Linked DNA regions of Mus musculus: region 1 is linked to region 2. The links are chromatin contacts, found by Hi-C or POLR2A ChIA-PET in ENCODE. All regions are on one chromosome and are shown on one strand. Each heading gives the region's core, a stretch centred on a gene start or an enhancer-like site at or near the end of the contact. The rest is flanking DNA. Distances are from core to core; before and after follow the strand shown.

Region 1 (5,791 bases), core at 720-3,219, 100 kb before region 2:
GGGGATGCGATGCCTTCTTCTGACCTCTGCAGGTATCAGGTATGCACGTGGTCATACACATACATGCAAGCAAAAGACTCATATATTTAAGATAGATCTAAAGAACATGTTTTTAAATGGCAGTAATAGAATATCTGTCATACTGGCGTGGTAGTTAGATGACTGTAGATATTTCTTAGACAATGATAATCTTATATAGTAAATATAAGCTCACAAAATATTAACTATTACTACTTTTAAACTAATCTTTCTATTTAAATAGTTATAGAGAAAACCTTTCTTCCAATTCTACCACATTAAACTCTCTACTTTTGAACTAATTTGTGACAAAAATAAAATATATTTGATTTATAAATTAAAAGAATCAGAACAGATACAGTTGAGAGAATTAAACCTAGATTATTAAAAAAAAAAACTGCCGAGGCACTTCTTACTGTGGGTCAGGCTAAGAAAAAGGAGGCATAACAAAGAACCTTGTATGATTATCTCTTCTTTTCAAATTTGCTAAAGCACTGTCTAAGGACTCAAAGCTTAGTTGGAGATGGAATACAGTGACAAATCCAGTCAACAAGACAACTATGGAGAGCACACTGTAGTGTCAATGCCATAGTCCGTGATGCCAGAACGGGATTATACAGTCAGTGGAGAGCACACTGTAGCATGAACACTACAGACCATGATGCCCATGATGCCGGAATGGTGTTACACAGTCAGCGGCAACTCCTGAGGGTGGGCAACAGAAGGCTGGCCCTGAGAAGCAGGACACTTGCTGCCTGCTCCCAACCCCATCCCATTCTTGGGGTTACAGCAGGTCTCTGGGGCTACAGGCAAGTAGCTGCTGGTCCTAACAGTTCACTGTCCTTGCCAGACAATGCACAGAGCTGGCAGATGCTGTGCAGGTTGAACACTGCTGGAAAACTGAAGCTGAAATAGGATGGGGCATGGGCTTGGGTGCAATCCATTCCAAGCTCATGTCTGCTCTACAGCTTTCTTAACTGTTTATGAACACTGTCTCAAAAATGCTGTTCTGTTCTACCAAATTTTTACTGACTTCTACAAGCCTAAATAAATGTATCTTCAATGTTTGGGGGTGGGGGTGGGGAAGTAATCTCTCTTCAAAGCATGAAGAAAAGCAAAGAGAACACAAGAGAAGCCGGGCTAGCCGCCTTTCTGGTCAGGGCCCACAGGATTTAGATAAGCTAAAGAGCTGGAGCTGCCATCCTCTGCCAACCGTCATCCGCATGCAGAGACAAAGGAGAAGGACGAGCTCTTACTCTATTACCTAAGCTAAGGAAATGAGGGTTGACAGTTGGGTGTCAGAGACAACAGGAGACTCACTGGCAGTTAGTGATCAGATCGTCAGGCCGGCTTACTGCCTAACTTCATCAGTACCCTTTTTGTCTAGATGCAAGTGCCCTGCTGTGGCCTTTAAACAGAGGCCATCTTATTAATCAGAGCAATCCTACAGAGTTAATCGAGTTTAGAAGAGTAAAGGAAGGAATGAGGCTAACTTAGCCCTTTGCCTTCATACTTCTGAAGAAAAGCCTCGTAGGTGAAAAACGAAGCTTTCTAGCACATCTGACCCCTGCACTACAGAGAGAGGGCTTGGTGGTCCTAGCACCCGGGGTAGAAGGATGGCCTCAGCTACACAGAGAGTTCTTACATTGGACCATGACTTTTAAAAAATATTCAAAGAAAAAAAGATTAAAAACTGTACCTGTTCAGCTTTCCTTGGCCTTAAGTTTAATATAATTTGAGTGGGCCCCAATTGAATTGCCCCTGTATTGTACTTGGCCACAGAAAATGACTAAGGCAGGAGTCCTGAGAGGAGGAAAAGCTGGGGCAGCCATGCTGCCCACACTCAGCTGCCTTATAACCAGCAACTCAGCCTTCTGTGCTTCTACAATCTGATGACGCTCCTTCTCTCCCTCCACCGGGATTCTCTTCAACTGCAGCGATGAGCCCAGGGCCTGCACACGCCACACAAGCACAGCATTCCCACCTCTTCTTCTATTTTTAACAGCATATCTTGAGTTATGTACTCCTGCAGTTAGATACTCAACATGTTAAACAGTCAATTGTGAACACTTCTTCAAACAACATTTGACTTAGATTCTAAGGAGTGCCAGTCAGAGTCATCTGAGAGGAGGGAGCCTCAATTGAGAAACTGCATACATAAGCCCTGGCTGTCGGCAAGCCTGAAGGGTAGTTTCTTAATTAGTGATCCATGCGAGGGCCCAACGCAGTGTGGGCAATGCCACCCCTGCAGTGGCTTTCCTGCATTCTGTAGGAAAGCAGGCTGAGCAGACCAGGAGGAATACTCTAGCAAGCTGCATTCCTCCACAGTTTCCGCATCAGCAGGGATAATGCAGTAGGCAGCACTCCTCTTAGCTCCTGCGTTGCCTCCTGCCTCCCACTCTGACTTCCTTTGATGATGAACAGTAATGCAGAGTGTGAGCCAAATAAACCCTCTCCTGTCCAACCTGCTTCTGGTCATAGCAATAATAACTCCAAAGCCCCCAAATCTAGCATCACCTACTAAACTGCCTGGGTTACCAATAACAGTAACAAGATAAATGAAACAACTCAACTTCAAGCTAGACAGTTTCTTGTAGTCCTAGAGGCTGGAGTTTCACAATCAAAAAGGCAGAAGATTTCAGCTTCTGGCAAGAGTTCCCAGGTTGCAGACTGCCCCCGTCTCAAGTCATCTCTCCGGCACATGCACACGGCAAGAAAGACCTCTTTGTTTCTCTTCTTAGAATGGACAGCAGTCCTGAGACCCCACTCAATCTCTGTTGTTTCCTTAACAGTTCTGTTTCCAAACCCAATCATAGCCGGGTTAGGACTCTAACACATGCACTTTGACGGGCATAACTCAGTCCAAAAAGCCTACGAAGAAATAATTGTGTGGGAGCTTTATAGTTCACCGTATCAAAAAAGTAATAATAGAGCAATACAAGGCAAGATGCAAGTAGAAACAAGCACGCTTTGTTAAGTATCCTGTCTCTTCTTTAAAGCACAGTTCTGACAGAGTTTTATACAAATTATGACTGAGATACAGCACAGTTATTAAGGAGTTTTCATTGTGAGAAAGAAATACATATTACACACATAACCTTTGACAAAGGTACAACAGTTACTAAGGGCACGTGCTTAGAGCAAGAAATATCTGACCTAGATCTCAGACCTACTGTTTCTTGGCTGTGTAGACCCGGGCCACATTACTGACCATCATCCCTAAGGTCCAGCCTTCACCCAGGTAAAGAGGCCTCTGCCGCTGACCCTGCCATGTGGGGCTGCTGGGAAACACACATGAGATGACATGTGTAAAGTGTTTTCAGTGTACTGATCTGAGCTCAATACATGTGGCCTCGTCTGACCACTCACGTTTGTACAGTATGCTGTGGAAGCCTAGAATAGAGTACCTAATATGGAGGTCAGGAGCTATGTCCTTAGGAATAGGTAACAAGTTAGCCAGGGGGAAGGACAGAAGGGATGTCCTCTCTCCCCACAGAAGTGTCCTGGTGAGTGCTGAGCACTACAAGGGTCTGCCACTCTAGTGCAGAAATCACCAGGTCCTCCTTGTCCTGGCCACGATGACACGATGACACGGTCTCTTCACAGGTCTGCCAGCACTACCCGCCCACTCTCCTCGCTCTTACAAGCCATGCTGCCTTTGTCCTAGAAAGGACCAGGCTCTCTAAACCCTGCAGATCTGGTTCTTGCCCTCCATCCTATAAACATGAGAAGAGATGCTGAGCAGAGGGAGTTTAGCTAAATGGCTGAGAGTTTGGGCTCTGAGTATGACTCCTTGGGTTCAAACCCTAGCCCTGCTATGTCACTTTGAGTGATACCTCCTCCCTCCCTCCTCCCCTCAGCCCTGTCCTGTGTGCTTCACTAGCTCCTGTCTGTTTTTTTCTTAAACAAGAATGTTCTTTATTTGTAGAAAGCATTAAAATCTTCTCAACAGTCTCCAGTCACTTTCAACAAACTTCCCTGTATTGCCCTGACTAGTAAACAGTGTACAACTATATTATATCACCTGGCAGCCTCAAGTGCACAACTAAGACAGAAAAAGTGCTTGGAGCACTCAATGGGGAAAGGAAAGGCCAACAGACAAAAAAGCGACAGCGGTGGCGCTACATTCCTGAGCACCATTTCACTCACCTTAAAGTCCAGAGGTGTTTCTCAACTCTCATTAGAAGACAGGAGATTAGAACTAAGGAATCTGAGGACCTTGCACTTTGGAATATGACATAGGTTATCAGTGTCCTTAGACCAGAAGATGAAATAAGTAAGAGGAGGAGAAAGCAGGGCCGGGAAGCAGAGGCTGGAGAGATGGAGACAGAACAGGCTGTGCCTGGGGGAAATAAAGTCTCTGGAACTTGTTTGGGCCCCGGGAATGAAAAGCAGCAGCCATAAGTCTGGGAGATGGATCTGGGATTTTATACCTTCCAGGAGGTAGCACTAGGTCCTACCATGGTAGGCACTGAGTTACCTCCAAGATTAAGCCCCCTGCTTTTAAGAATTGGCACCTTTTTTTTTTGACAGATTCTAATCAACACTCAGAATTGAAGAGTATGTGTCCTAGGAGTGCACCCACCCCAGACGACTGAGCATCTATAGTCACTAGAGGACTACAAAGCTAAGTAAGTCTAGAAAGCCAGACACCAAGTAAGTAATGCTACCATCAGGTGAAGACATTTCCTTGTTCGCTCGCTCACAGCTCCTTAGTCATCTCCTAGAGAGCAGCCATTCTAAGCACAAGTTCCTATGGTCAACTACTGTACCGTCAAACTGGATGGCCATGATCAAAGCCCTGTTGTTTCCCCCTGAGCCTTTAGTGCCTCTGTTACCTGGAACACAGCAGGCAACATGGATGTTATTATTTTTTGGAGGGGCAGGGAAATGGGATCAAAAACTAGCTAGCCATATGCTTTAAGTAAACAAGCAATACCAAACTATGTAGTCACTCAGACAGAATCGCTTATACAAAAAAGTCCTAACTGCAGGCTGGTGAAGCAAAACCGGTTTCTGTAACTCGGATGCTCTGCATCTGGGAAGAGCTGGTTTTGATCTTTCTGGTCAGTTTATCTCAGGCACCAGTGCCGAAGATGGCTCTGCCTTGCAGGGAGAGGCTTCACACAGACACATCTCAGGGTCTCAGGTCCCTCCCACCATGCCAGTCTGCCCACTCTCCATTCAGCTATTTCCTCCTCTTCGTTCTGTTCTTCCTCTTTCTTTCTTCATTTTCCTCCTCCTCCTCTCTGCTTTTGTCTTGCTCTCCGGAATTGTCTTTGTCGTCCTTCTTCTGCTCTGAAGCCTCCTTCTTGCCTTTCTGCTCCCGCCTGTGTGCTTCTAGAGCTTCTTTCAAGGTGTTAGGAACCGCTGGAACTCCATCTCTTCCATGGCTGATGGCATATCACTGGCATTCACAGTCTTGTGCTTTCCTTTCATTGAGAAGTTATTGGCACAGGATGTGGCATATAAAACAAAGACACTGGTGGCTTGGGAGATGGCGCTTCAGGCAGATTTAGGTCCTCAGGCCTCTCGGCCATTGCCTCCGCTGGGGCCCGACCCTCCTTCTCAGGTCTCCAGACAGTTCTGCTGCCTAGACTTCCCTGCTCCTGTCTGTTAAATGGGAATGATAACATCTCTTAGGACTGCTGAGAACTGAGTGAGTTAGTCCACACAAGGCGACAAGAAGCGTGCCTGCCTGGGTGACAGCCCTGGCTAGCGTTGTTCATCCAAATTAAAGGTCTAATTCATAGACGAGACACCCCAAGACAAC
Region 2 (6,019 bases), core at 3,417-5,916:
TTACTTCACTGATGAAATGAGCTGCCTGAAGTCACATGCTGTGTGCTTTCAGAACTGAAGTTAGAGACAGTCAGTTATCTCCCAAGCCTTTCCTCTCCCCCTTCTCTTCCTTTCCCTCCTAGTCTTCTCTTATCCCCACTATGCCTTGATTTGAAGTGATGTATTGTTGTAGAAATTTTTAATCCCAATCAGGGTTTCTACCCGGCCTTTGACCATTTAGTTCCAGATAAAAGGCACACACAACTTCATATTTACAATAAGCCTTGATCAGCACTAGAGCTGGGCAGATATTTACATTCTATGCTATTAAAATCTATTTCCTATTGATAACCCCAACTTATTACTTACATGTTTCTTTCATCTGGGCTGCTCTTAACTACAATTGGCCAGCCTTCAGGGCCATGTTTTCTTGACTCCTATCCCATGGAAACTTTCTCTGCCTTCTCACCTTCTTGTCTCCCTCATGGTTTTCCCCCAGCCTCCCAGCCCCCCAGGCCCAGGAACCCTAAAACCTGCCTATGTCTCTTCTGTCCAGCTATTTACTGTCAGAATCTTTATTCACCAATCAGAAATAACTTGAGGGCAAGGTCACACAAATCACTGTGTCTACATGCCGACTCTCTTGATCTCTGGGACAACCAGGTCTTGGGGGCCTGCACTTTAGCATTACAAGACACTGCAAAAGACCAAACCTCAAAAATTCCCCTTTTTAGCTCCTTTTCTCTCAGATATAAATTAAATACAATTACAACAATTATGAAAATTGTAAGGTATGATATACATTTATAATGTCCAGTCCATTTTATTTGGCCATTTAGATAAAGTATTTTATCATCTATACTAATTAATGAGTTTACAATTCTGCACCTCACTTATCTTTGATTTTTACTTGTATTATATCTGAAACCCAACTTTTTAAAATCTAGAATACCTTCCTTGATGCTAAACAACATAAGTTTAGTTGTGAGACTATAACTATCTAGTCTTCAACACCATCTGAGCTTTGAAAAGGAATAAATATTATTTAGGTATGCAGGAAGCATAGGGATGAAGCTTCTAAAAATCATAGAAATGACAGAGATAGCTTACTGTCTGGACAGTCCCTAATGTTCCTTATAACACTGGAGTATCTATCTTCAGCCTTCTGGCCCAGAACATCTGACAGACCCCAGATGAATCAGGAATTATGAAGGACTAGCTTACCCTATCTTGGCAATGCTTAGCAGTAAATTATCCTGCAAACAGCATTTTGTCTATAGATAGTACATTTCTTGCCCAGAGGCTAGCTTACCACAATTGAAACAACTGTATATGGAGGTATCTTAATAAATAAAAATAATTATCTTAATTATTTTAAATTGTTTTAATTGTCAACATGAAGGTAGTTATAATTTCAGTGATTATAATTGTATTAAATACTCTATGACAGAGGTCAAAGTAGAGCAGATCTAAATAAAAAAGAGCCTGCAAAATTGAATCAGTCTATACTTTAGATTTTATACTTCAGGTTGCTGGAACAAAGAAAAGGTATTTTGGGAGAAGGGCTCTGTATTTGTGTTAACAAGAAAAAAAAAAAAAGGTTTTAGACTCCTTCCAAAGTAATAAGGATCAGACTTGATAGAGGGAGACCCCCCTGAAGACCTTGGCTGCAGTCAGGAAGGAAAAAAGTCAAGAAGACCAAATAGGACAGGTAACATAATTTGCTGATCCCTCTATATGGGAACAAACCTGAAACTGGCTGAAACATAAAAATGTCTCTAGCTAGAACTTCAACTATACATAGCCAATGAGTCTTGTTGGCAACAGAGTTCTTAAAATTCATCACGCCATCCTTTCATATGGCATGAATGAAGATTTATTACAATTTGGTTATTAATCAAGCTGACTCATAAAAAAGACAGGTGCCTTTCACCTGCTCAAACAAGGAGCAGAAATTCATCCTTAACTGATCTATGCACCTTGCTCTACTTCGGAACCACATACCCAACCTAACAATTTGGTTATTTGAATACATACATTCCAATGTATGCATATACTACATTTCATTAATAGATTTACCCACCAATGAACACATGATCAGCTTCTACCTTCTGCCTATTGGAAACAATACTAGAAACATAAATATATAACTATCTGAGACTCTGTTTTCAAGTCTTTTAGAAATATACTTAGAGGAAGAATGGCCGAGTCACATGTTAACTCCTAATTTTGGGGAGGATAAAAACTCTTCACTTTGCATAACCCCTTTAGGACTCATTCAGGTGTACACAGTGATATCAATTTTTTTAAAAAAAAAATCAAATTGCATTTGTATTTGAGAGAACACATGCAGGTTTTAACAAGTGTGTATACATGTGAGGCAAGAGTATTTTCTTTATCTTGCTCCATCTTATATTTTGAGACAAGGTCTCTCATTGAACTCATTAATTATGTAGGCTGGCTGGCCAATGGGCTCAAAGGCACAGCCTGTTTCCACATTGCACCCTAATACTTGGGCTACAAAACCCACTTGCACACACTTTCTTGGCAACCAGCTTTTTTGTCAGTACTTGGAATCTAAACTCAGGCCCTCAAGCTTGCACAGTAGGCAATTTAATGACTGAGACATCTCTTCAGCTCCACCAAATAGAGCTTTATGGTTATGGATATATCACAGTTTGATCAACCATTGACCAATAAATGACGTTTGAGTTGGTCAGGTTGGGGCTATCCCAAATACCCACGCTGAGTATCATTCTCTTAATTATCAACATTTTGCTGTCAAGACTTTGGCAAATTTACAGCCAACTTTCAACACTATAAACACCCCTGTATAGATTCTGATATAGACAAGGTGTTTTTTTTTTAATTATTTCTTTAGGATAAATGTTTATGAGTATGATGGTAAGATGTATAATTTAATCTTATTTAATTTAATCTTATAAGAAATTTCCATTTTCCAGATTGGCCATACTGATTTACATACATGCCAAATTTAGTTTTTCTGTTTCTTCACCAGGATGTCCTTCTGTAAATCTGTATTTCATTCCTCTTAACTTTGTGACAGATCTCATAGTAATGTAAATCTGCAATTCTCCTATGGCTAGTGGTTTTGAACATTCATAAGCCCACCTGCCATCTTTTTGTCCAGCTCTTGTTTGCTTTTTCACTTTTGAGTTTGAGAAGGAGTTTCTTGTTTAGCACTGAATTTGCTGGTTTAGCTAGACGAAATGTCCATCACACTGCAGAGATCTCCAGTTTTCACATCCTCAGTACTGGTATGAAAAACCTCCACTTTTGTTGCTGGCGATCCAAACCAGGTTGTAGGACTTGTTCAACAAGTACTTTGGCAAAGACATCTCCCCTAATCCTCTTTGTACTAGTTTTATTCTCATAACTTTTCTGTGTGCTTGAAATAAACTACGAAACATGAGGTATGAGTTGTTTTTTAAGTGATAAATTTTTTTTTAAACCCTAGTGACAAGTTTAACACTAGTCTGGCATTAAGTGGTAAAAGCGTCAGAGGAAACTGACTTCAATCTAGATAGTCCAATACCTGGATATTTGGGGGTTTTTTTGTTTGTTTGTTTTTTGAAACAGGGTTTCTCTGTGTAGCCCTGGCTGTCCTCGAACTCAGAAATCCGCCTGCCTCTGCCTCCCAAGTGCTGGGATTAAAGGCGTGCGCCACCACTGCCCGGAGCTGTCTATTCTGCCTGTCTCTCTTGTCTTAATCTTTCTGTAGGTAAACAGCTTAACTTGCTCTGTAGACCAGGCTGGCCTTGAACTCAGAGATCGCACTGCCTTTGCCTCCCAAGCTCTGGGATTAAAGGCATGCACCACCATTGCCCGGCTCTATTCCATTTTTAAAATACCACTTCTTGACTGTGACTAAATAAGTATACATCTCTGATACCTTGACAAGCCATGAAGCATCTGCATCTCTAAAAGTGAAGAGAAACTGTAAAACACGTTCAAGTTTTTCTTTTACGAAAACCATTTATCCTGGGCCAAGTAGAAGAATGTTAAAGGGACACCAAAGAATACCTTAAAAGTTCAAAAGAAAGTTAGAATCAAGGAACTGGCCAGACCCAGAGTTACCATGGGTCGCTCACCTGGCAGTGGTAAGCAGAGGGTGTCCCGTCCCCACCAGCTTCCGCACCTGCATGGCGATATTGCTGAGCTCGTCGCTCAGCAGGCAGCGCAGGCTCATGAAGGATGCGGGGTAGCCCACGATCTTCTCCGCCTCGGACACCACCTGGTTCCAATGGGCCGGTGACCTGGAGGAGCGCCCGCGCCAGGAGCCCGCCGAGGAGATGCTGTCGAGGGATCTGAAGTACCACCAGTGGCGACTGGGGGGACCTGAAGCCCCGAGGTAACCGGACAAGCGCAACAGCAGCTGCCGGAGGCTCATAGTTTTGAGTCTGAGAGGGTCGGGGACCTGAGGAAGGTGGCCAGAAATGACACGGGAAGCAAACAAGGGCTGAGGAGAAACTTTCAGAATCTAACAGGAGACGGCGATTCCAAACCCTCAGAGAAGTATGGCTTTCTGGAGCCGTAACCAGGAATAACGTTTGCTGCTTCTGCAGCGCAGACTGGCGTAACCCCAGCGGCTGCTCAGAACTGCACTGGATACCTGCGCTGGTAACCACAGCCAGTGCCTACATGGGGGGCGCCATGTTGGAGGCATGAAATGCGGCCTGCCGTAAAGATAGGGGCGGGCTGATGAGCGGCAAAGAGTGCTCTTTACTTTACGGCACAGCTGGGACCTCCCCACTAAGGGGCGGACCCTCAGTGATGACCGGAAGGCGAGAGATGGAAGGGAGCCTGTGCCCCAGGACGTCGGTGTCCGCCCTTTGGCACCCCGCTAGCCCTGGATCTAGGCGCTCTCGGGGTCTCTGCAGCGTTTCTCCCGGCCCAACGCAGAGTGAAGCTTATGTAAATAAATGTCTGTATCGTGGGTCCGCGGCGAGATCGTAGGCCCGTGGCGCAGGCTCGTCCGGAAGCCTTTTGCTCCTGGGCGCCTTAGGCCCTTGGTGGGGGCCGCGGACCCGGGAGGGCGGCCCCGCTAGCTGGGCGACGACGTCTCCTCCGCGGCCCCCCCAGAGCTGGAACGCAAGTGGATCGGTGAGGCTGAGCCCTGCTTCCCTCAGCTTCCTGGCCGAAGTGCCAGGATTTCTGTGAAAAATCCAGAAAATAAGGATGCTGTGAGAATGGAATGAAACGTCGCTTGCTCCGGGACTGAAAATTCACTGGCATGAGTGCATTTCACATATTAGCTCACTTAATCTTTTGTTGAGTTTTAAAGATAATACTATTCCCCGGATTTTAGGGGGGATGGGGGGGAACGGAATGAGGCACAGCCAAATTGTAAGTTGTTATGGTCACATTAAGCAAAATGTGAACCTAGAGGATCTGGTATCTTTTTTTCTCCTCTCCTTTGGGTACTAGGGATAGAGGCCAGGCCTCATGCAGTAATGCTAGGCTAGTGCTCTACTTCGGAACCACATACCCGACCTAACAATTTGGTTATTTGAATACATACTCTTAACCACAACATTAAGTAATATGTTACCAAAAATTCTTTCTCATTGCTAAAGTAAAATTGTCAGTGTGACGACGCTTTCAGTGTTGGATGGAACGTTTTTTTTTTCCCCTAGGCCACAGTGGCCTGAGACTTCTTACTGTGTAGCAAACTGACCTGTAACTTCTTGACCCCATCCACCTCTCAAGTCCTGGGATTACAGACGAGGGCCAGAGGGCCACTCTGCTCTTCGGGTGCCACCTATTCAAGCACGTCTAGCATCTTGCCCTTTCTAATTAGACAAAACAAGTGTTGAAGTCCTTGTTAATCATAAAAAAATTAAAAATTACAAAACCTTAAATTCAATCCCTTGGGAAGAAAAAAGTAACATTAAGATCAGTAATATAAAAATAATAAACGACTTGTTACCTACATTTTACACTCAGGAATGGTTTTTAAAATTCATGTGAGCTTTCAAAATTCATAGTTGGTATTTTTTAAGCTCACATTATGTAAATG

Evidence for each region. Hi-C counts contacts between places; a loop is a spot of excess contacts on that map. ChIA-PET counts read pairs that join two places held with the same protein, here RNA polymerase II (POLR2A).
Region 1: a loop to region 2 is called in a map of left cerebral cortex, with 5 times the contacts of the local background. The contact joins the enhancer-like site here to the promoter of Pdss2 in region 2. A Hi-C loop is called at or near these places in 1 of 37 maps with a recorded cell type or tissue (left cerebral cortex). POLR2A ChIA-PET finds 5 or more read pairs at or near these places in 1 of 5 experiments (Patski).

Annotation. Positions count from the first base shown.
Region 1 is chr10:43,319,127-43,324,917 of GRCm38, reverse strand. All of the region lies in intron 2 of Pdss2 (prenyl (solanesyl) diphosphate synthase, subunit 2), which reads right to left. It overlaps Gm40631 (a long non-coding RNA gene), which reads left to right. Exons shown (of 3, transcript XR_871611.3): 3 at 4,552-4,720. Among named protein-coding and RNA genes, the nearest start is that of Gm40631, 20 kb to the left of the region's middle. Within about 2 kb of position 1,969, at least 1 of the 3 ENCODE cell types and tissues checked has a DNase peak (open chromatin) inside an H3K27ac peak, as active enhancers do; it is left cerebral cortex, where a contact is called at or near this core.
Region 2 is chr10:43,220,133-43,226,151 of GRCm38, reverse strand. It overlaps Pdss2 (prenyl (solanesyl) diphosphate synthase, subunit 2), which reads right to left and starts at 4,666. Exons shown (of 8, transcript NM_027772.2): 1 at 4,092-4,666. The coding sequence starts at 4,390.